Linked DNA regions of Homo sapiens: region 1 is linked to region 2. A link is an interaction called in ENCODE POLR2A ChIA-PET data of the cell type or tissue named here. Cell type or tissue: HepG2. All regions are shown on one strand.

Evidence for each region. ChIA-PET counts read pairs that join two places held together with the same protein. Peaks named below come from ENCODE experiments on the same cell type or tissue, not always from the same donor. Only the 100,000 strongest peaks of a DNase experiment are listed, where the experiment ranks them.
Region 1: POLR2A ChIA-PET joins it to region 2 with 6 read pairs; 1 of 35 experiments calls an interaction of 5 or more read pairs at or near these places.

What each region holds. Positions count from the first base shown.
Region 1 is chr17:45,028,548-45,032,547 of GRCh38, forward strand. It overlaps DCAKD (dephospho-CoA kinase domain containing), which reads right to left. Exons shown (of 5, transcript NM_001288655.2): 4 at 1,545-1,632. Among named protein-coding and RNA genes, the nearest start is that of DCAKD, 21 kb to the right of the region's middle. RefSeq lists an enhancer at 1,960-2,009. In HepG2, no CTCF peak of the experiment used is centred here; DNase peaks (open chromatin) are centred at 1,516 and 2,434.
Region 2 is chr17:43,552,433-43,556,432 of GRCh38, forward strand. No RefSeq gene overlaps it. Among named protein-coding and RNA genes, the nearest start is that of ETV4, 8.1 kb to the left of the region's middle. RefSeq lists an enhancer at 2,216-2,716. In HepG2, no CTCF peak of the experiment used is centred here; DNase peaks (open chromatin) are centred at 259, 1,999 and 3,975; H3K4me3 peaks cover 493 bases.

The sequences.
Region 1 (4,000 bases), 1.5 Mb after region 2:
TACAGGCATGCACCACCATGCCTGGCTAATTTTTGTATTTTTAGTAGAGATGGGGTTTCTCCATGTTGGTCATGCCGCTCTCGAACTCCTGACCTCAGGTGATCCACCTGCCTCGGCCTCCCAAAGTGCTGGGATTATAGGCATGAGCCACTGCACCCAGCCTTTTTTTTGAGATGGAGTTTTGCTCACTCTTGTCGCCCAGGCTGGAGTGCAATGGTGCAATCTCTGCTCACTGCAACTTCCACCTCCTGGGTTCAAGCGATTCTCTGGCCTCAGCCTCCCAAGCGGCTGAGATTACAGGTGCCCGCCACAACACCGGGCTAGTTTTTATATTTTTAGTAGAGATGGGGTTTCACCATGTTGGCCAGGCTGGTCTCGAACTCCTGACCTCAGGTAATCCACCCACCTCGGCCTCCCAAAGTGCTGGGATTACAGGCGTGAGCCACTGCACCCGGCCTCTAAGATCCTTTAAAAAAAATGTTTTTATCCCTAAATACAAAGCTCCAATCGTGCTACTAAGGCAAAGAGAATTCCAGGTCTTCGTGGGGTTTGCCTGACCTTAGTTAGCCTCTCAAACAGGGAATGAAGAACCCAAAGAGGCTGCAGGTTTACTCACATAAGGCAGCACGGCCCAGTGCAGGAGCTGAGAGGATGCCTGCGTCCCTGCATTGGGCTCAAGGGATTCAGACTGGGCTTTCAACGACAGCCCATGGGGACCCAGGGGGAAAGGCAGGGGGATTTTCAGGGCACTGAGCACCACAGGCTCCGCCTCCAGCGTGCTGGGAGCCTCCAATGCCTTAGGCCCTTGAGGGCCAACCTATGCCCAAAATACCAGCAGAGCCAAGTGCCCACCTATGTGTCTGCTGTACTTGTGGGTGGCATCCGGGAAGCTTCTGGGTAGCAGAGATACCCTGCGGACTCATCTACTTTCACCCCACTGGGACAGGGACTCATTTTCCCCCCACAGGTTGATCCTCCTGTTTGTCAAACCTGGATTCTGGTTGGCTCCGTGTCCTGGGGAATTCTGAGAACAAAGTGCCTTCCTTAGCTGGGCTGACAGTCCCTTCCACGAAACCTTCTGTTCGTAACAGGTGTTGCCAAAGGGTGACCCTGGACACATTCTGTAACTGCCCCCTCTTTAATTTTATCTTCAGTAATAGGAATATCAACACCTGTCCTGACCACCTCCCACTGAGAGGTAAACTGTGCAAAGTAATAAAGGTGCTACAGGAGGAAGAAGGAGCCACTGAGTAACAGTGGCCCAGGGCGAGGCCAGGCATCTGGGCTGAAGTGCCTGCAATGGTCAGCGGGGGAGCGCTCCCCAAACACTAGAGAAGCCCGCGGGCTGTCCCTTCCCACACCTGCCCCCAGGACTATCCGCGTCAGGCACAAAGGTTGGTTTCTACAGACCCTGAGCACTGCTGCCCAAACCCCCATGCCTCTTGGCCGCCCCGTGGGGAAAGGGCAAAGTGCAAAATGATGTGGGCTGTTTCCCAGATACCCCCATGGTCCTCCCTTCCAGCCAGGGCATGCTACACACTCACCAGTATACTACCACGGTGTGCTTCATGTACTTGAGCAACTTCTTGGTCTCAAACAGCAGGGGGATATCCAGAATCACGTAGCGGTATCCTGGGGAGAGGTTGGAAATCCCCCAAGTTCAATTCTGCAAGCGCACACTGAGGACTGATGATATGCTGGGCCCCACCGTCCAGAGCGCCCAGCAGAGGGGCAGGCCTTCCAAGGACACACATACCCTGCACACTGGCCGGTTCCAATGCCGTGCAGAACAGAAGGCTGCAGAAAATTATTTCTGGATAGCTGATCAGGGAAGACCTTGTAGAAGGGCTGGCACTTGTGCTGGCCTTGAAAAGTGGGGGGCAGGTCTTTTGATACTTGAAAATGAGAAGGTGAAGGTGAGGATTCCACGAATGAGAACCACCACAGCACAGGGAGAGGGAGGCTCTACTGTGCGGGCTGAAGCAGAGGCCTCAGGCCGTGTGAGGCAAGGAGGTGATCAGGGCAGGCACTAAGGGTTTAGTTCACCTTGATCTTAAATCTCAAGTTGTTATTTCTCAGAAACAAACAAACAAACAAACAAAACACCCAAAAGATAGGTTCTCCCCAAAGAGCCAGGTGCAGGCCCAGCCCTGCTGACAAGAGCCAAGGTGGGCTGTCTCTACCAACTCTCCATGAGAGGCTCACGTTGGGGCGGCAGCAGCAGAAAGAAGCTGCTTCTCCCATCAGAGGCAGACCTACAGCCAGGGTAAGGCCTGGATCTGGAGTCAGAGCGGGCAGTTATGCCTAAAACTGTATTACACTCCTGCAGTGTAAAAGGCACTGGCTGGACCTCCCACCACAAGCCAAGGCCAGTCAAGGGCAGCACCCCCACCCACTGTGAGTGAGCACATCCGTAGGCTGCTGTGGGCTACACGCTCCTCGTTCTTTTTAGGTCAGTGACCCCTGTGCATGTGTACAAAGCTGGGAGGGCTCCAGGAGAGCAAGAAGGGTAAGAGATAGGAAAATGCTTCTCTGCCCAGAGACCCCTGGCCTGGCTGGGGCAGGAGACTGCACCCCTGGAGCATCCCACTCCAAACACTTCCAAGCACAGAACCAGACACACATCACACCAATTCCAAGGGTGTCACGGGAAACTTGCACTCAAAGTGATGCAGGGACAATGGCGGTGGGGGGGTGGCAATCTCAGCTGCTTGGTTTCCTGTTCCCCAAGACCTGCTGCTCAGGAAGCCCAAGAGAAGCCCACAGTTGAACAAGGGGGTTAAAACCATAGGCTCTGATGACACACCTTGGTTGGTAGCCCCCCCACCTTCCCCACCATGTGACCTTGGGCCCCCTTTTGTGTAAACCTCATCTGTGTAAATGAGTAAAAAGAATACCTACTTCACAGGATGATGGTAAAGATGAAATGAGCCTTGAAAATATGTGAACCATGCAGTACTACTCCTTCACCAGTCCCTCGCTAGGTGCCCCAAAATGATAGTTACTGTTGCAGGGGGAGGCCAACAGTGTGGTGCGCCTCCCTAACTTGGAGCAGAAGCCAAGACTAGATCCTCTCCGGGCCTCTTATCTCCCTTTCCTGTTCAGCTCCCATCACTTCCTCTCCCCTTGCTGTCCTTTCTCCGGCCCCTCTGGGGAGTACGTGGTCAGCTATTTGGTTCACCAGCAAAGGGCTATTCAGCTGTCACATCCCTCCTGTCTGATAAGCTCTGCAAACCATCCTGACTCTATTAAGACATCCGTCTGCCTACACAGAGAAGTCCCCAACAGCTGGTGATCTTATCTGACGTTTGATTATACCAACTTTGACAGTTGTATTTGTTATACTCATCAGGGAAAAACTGGGACTGTGGAAGCCACAGCTGTCGTCCTCATTTTTCACCTTATCGAGCTCAAAAGGGCTCTCTGGCTTTTATTTAAGTGGTGGTGGTTGGGGAGGCGGGAGGCTGGGTGGATGACACAGTGAAAGAGCTTTGGAGCTGGTGACATTATCCGATGTTTAATTTCAGAAGGGGAGAGCCACTGCCGCCTCGAAGCCCTGCAGATATACCAGTAACTGGCATGGGAGAGAATGCAGAAAGGGCAGGAATGAAAGGCAGATGACTTCACTCTGGGTGGGGGACGGGAAGGACACTGGCACAACATAGGAGGCAGCACAAAGAGTCCAGAGGGAGGACTCTTCTTGAGGGAGGCAGGGAGGAGGCCTGCGGCATGGTGCTGAGATGGAGCGCACACGCTGGTTCAGCAGAGAAGATGCGGGAGCCAGCTCCAGCCCGGACGGGAGGGGGTTGGGGTCAGCATCATGGATGTCTGTCGAGTCATCCCTCTTTTGGAGGGAGGTATTGGCCACAGGGGGATGAGGGTGGGGGGAGGTTGCTCACTCAAGGCATGACAGAATAAGGGGCTTGGCCATGGTCACAGTGTAAAAGGCTCCCCCAGCCAGGCACAGTGGCTCACGCTTGTATTCCCAGCACTTTGGGAG
Region 2 (4,000 bases):
ATAACATTTTCTTTTCCTTTTGATTTTTTTCTCTTTCTGTTGAAGAGAGACAAACGGACAAATGTCAGCAGGCTGAAGGATGAGAATGGAATTGGTGCCAGTTGGGGAAAGTCCAGGATGCTCCCCTTTTTAATTAAGTACGGACTTGAATTATGAGGGGCCACAGAGCCTGCTGGGTGGGGCTCTGCTAAGGGAAGGCAATTTCTCTCGTTAAAGATTAAACACGGTTTATTCCACTTAGCCTCTCCTCAGCCCTCTGAGAGTGTCTGTATTTGCTCTTGTTGTCAGGAATAATGGGCAACCGAGTGGACGCCCCAGCTTGATAAGGCAGGGACAGAGACAGTTCTGTCAGCACTGGCAGAAGCCTGGGGACTTGACTCTTACCTGAATCTTTTTGGGAGAATGGTGGTAATGGGTTGGGGGGAGAATTCCTGGTTTTATTTCTGAGATTTTAAAAAAATTATATTTAATTATTATTTTTATTTTTATAGAGTCAGGGTCTTGCTCTGTTGCCCAGGTTGGTCTTGAACTCCTGGCCTCAAGGGATCCTCCTGCCTTGGCTTTCCAAAGTGTTGGAATTACAGGTGTGAGCTAGCACACTGGCCTTGATTTTTTTTTTTTTTTTTTCTAAGAGACAGGGTCTCGCTCTGTCACTCAGGCTGCAGTGCAGTGGTGCAATCTCAGTAGGCAGGTGCCACCACTCCCAGCTAATTTTTGTATTTTTTGTTTTTGTTTTTGTTTTTCTGAGACGGAGTCTCGCTCTGTTGCCTAAGCTGGAGTACAGTGGCACGATCTCTGCTAACTGCAACCTCCACCTCCCTGGTTCAAGCGATTCCCCTGCCTCAGCCTCCCGAGTAGCTGGGATTACAGGGGCACGCCACCACGCCCGGCTAAGTTTTTTGTATTTTTAGTAGAGATGGGGTTTCACCATGTTGGCCAGACTGGTCTTGAACTCCTGACCTCAGGCAATCTGCCCACCTCGGCCTCCCAAAGTGCTGGGATTACAGACATGAGCCACTGTGCCCGGCCGTAATTTTTGTATTTTTTGTAGAGTCAAGGTTTTGCCATGTTGCCCAGGCTGGTCTCGAACTCCCGAGCTCAGGCAATCAAGCCCTGAGCCAGCGTGCCCAGCCTTGTTTTTGTTTTTATCCAAAACACAAACTCTTCTCTCTCACTAGTCCCTGACTGCCCCCAGGCTGTAGGGTTTTCCTGAAACTCAGGGAGCTGCTGCTGTAGATTTATTTTTCTTGTTGATTCTCATCTATCCTACTGGCGACCCCAGCCCAGATTTATCTGGTAATTTACAACCACAGTTGTTAATTAATGATCTGGAGCCACAGAGCACAGAGCCCAGGAAATGATGCTCCTTCTGGGTAGGGGCGTTGCTTTCCTCTTGCTTTGTGGGGACCATATGCCTGGGTGGAGAAGAGGATGGCAGAAAGAAAGGATGTTAGGGGAACACATGCTGAGAGGACATAATACCTAACCAGAGGGGGACCAGGCATTCTGGACCCCAACTTGAGTTTCCAAAATACAGTGTTTGGGCCGGGCGCAGTGGCTCACGCCTGTAATCTCAGCACTTTGGGAGGCAGAGGCAGATGGATCATTTGAGTATGGCAAAACCCTGCCTCTACTAAAAATACAAAATTAGCCAGGCGTAGTGGTGCATACCTATAATCCCAGCTACTTGGGAGGCTGAGGCAAGAGAATTGCTTGAACCCAGGAGGCAGAGGTTGCAGTGAGCCGAGATCACATCATTGCACTCCAGCCTGGGCAACAAGAGCAAAACTCCGTCTCAAAAAAAAAAAAAAAAAGTACAGTGTTTGTATATGCGCTTTACACTTTATTGTTTTACTAAGCCTTTTAAGATATCTTATTACATTTTCCCAGCATTCCTCAAAGTAGGTATATTTAGTTCCATTTTATAGTTGAGCACTCTAAAGTCCAGAGAGTAATTTGCTTTATGTCACCCAGGGAGAGGGAACCAACCAAACCACCCGCTTCAGACTCCCCAGCTCCACGGAGTTCCAGAGATAGTGACTTCTGAGGGCTGAGTAAAGACAATAGCACGTTGTTCTTTCTAGCCTGATCCCCAGTTCTCTGGGATCCTGATCCCACCTGACCCTCCCCTTCTTGACATTTCCTTTTTATGTTCTTCCCCCACCCCACCAAACCCCACTTTCCTGTTAAGAAATGCCTGTTAGGATCTTGTTAATTGTGTATCTTACAATGTGGTTTGGCATTTTCTTAAATTGCATGTCACACATGAATGTCTTCCACAAAGGGAAAACTGATGGAGGGGGGAGCATTTTGCTCCCTAGAAATTGAGAATGTAAAGTATATTTAATTAAAATGATAAATCTGATATTCAGTTTTGTTTTTACTACTACTAAAACTAATCTATTTTATGCACATTTGCAGAAGGCTGCAGCCATCAAATCAGAGAATATTAGAGCTGTGAGGCACCTTGGAGATCTGTCTGGGCCAAATCCTTCATTGTAGAGACAAAGAAACTGAGTCTCAGATTGGGGAAGTGCCGGGGATGCGTGAGTGGCTGAGGTGGAGCCAGGCACTGCGGCTTGTTTTCCTGCGCACCACCTTCTCTCTCTGGCTTCAACTTCTGTGCATCACAGGGTGGGAGTCACCAGGCTCCGACTCCTCTCTCTTTTAATGTCTTCCCCCTCCCCATGCAAACTCATGCTGGGAGGGGGGATGGGCCTCTGGAGCTCCCCTTCCTCACCTCCCCAGGGGGTACTGTTTATTTTCTGTCAATTCTCTCCCTCTGGCTTCTCTGACTCCCGTCTTTTCCCAGGCAGGATCCTTGTTTGGCATGATCATTTGGTGAGATTTTATTATATTTTATGTATTTATTTTTGAGATGGAGTTTCACTCTTGTGGCCCAGGCTGGAGTGCAGTGGTGCAATCTCGGCTCACTGCAACCTCCACCTCCCAGGTTCAAGTGATTCTCCTTCCTCAGCCTCCCGAGTAGCTGGGATTACAGGCATGAGCCACTACACTGGGCTAATTTTTGTATTTTTAGTAGAGTCAGGGTTTCACCATGTTGGTCAGACTGGTCTTGAACTCCTGACCTCAGGTGATCCACCCGCCTCAGCTTCCCAAAGTGCTGGAATTACAGGTGTGAGCCACCACGCCCGGCCTGGTGAGATTTTAAATGGCATTTGGTTCTCTGTTTTCCCCTCTGTCCTTCTACAAGGTAGTAACCAGATCTCTGCTTTTATTGTCCCAGCTGTGCCTGCAGAGTTGAAAACAAGCTATTGAATCCACATTTTAGGTTGCATTTGCTTAAAACAACATTGTGCATTTGCTTAAGACAACATTGTGCATGTTGTAAAACATTTATTTATTTGAATAGATAAGATATCCACATAGCGGCCAGGCGCGGTGGCTCACGCCTGTAATCCCAGCACTTTGGGAGGTCGAGGCGGGCGGATCACGAGGTCAGGAGATTGAGACCATCCTGGCTAACACGGTGAAACCCCGTCTCTACCAAAAATACAAAAAAATTAGCTGGGCATGGTGGCGCGCGCCTGTAGTCCCAGCTACTCGGGAGGCTGAGGTAAGAGAATGGCACGAACCAGGAGGAGGAGCTTGCAGTGAGCTGAGATCACACCACTGCACTCCAGCCTGGGCAACAGAGTGACTCCGTCTCAAAAAAAAAAAAAAAAAAAAAAAAAAAAACCCACATGGCACAAAATTCAAAACTAATGTAGTACTCGCCAGTGAAATTTTTAAATCTCTCCTCTCTCTGTCCTCTAGCAGCTCAGTTTGCCTTCCTGGAGGCAGCCATTATGTTCAGTTTCTGGTGTATCCTTGGTGAGACGATCCATACATGTATATCCAAACCAATTCATACCTCACATACATACATTAATTAATTCCTTCCCCTTTGGTTACAAAACTTCTCCTGCATGATGTTGTCTTGGGGAAGTATCAACAACTGCTTAGTCATGGTTTGGGGCGTGCCAGGTTAGAGGCAATG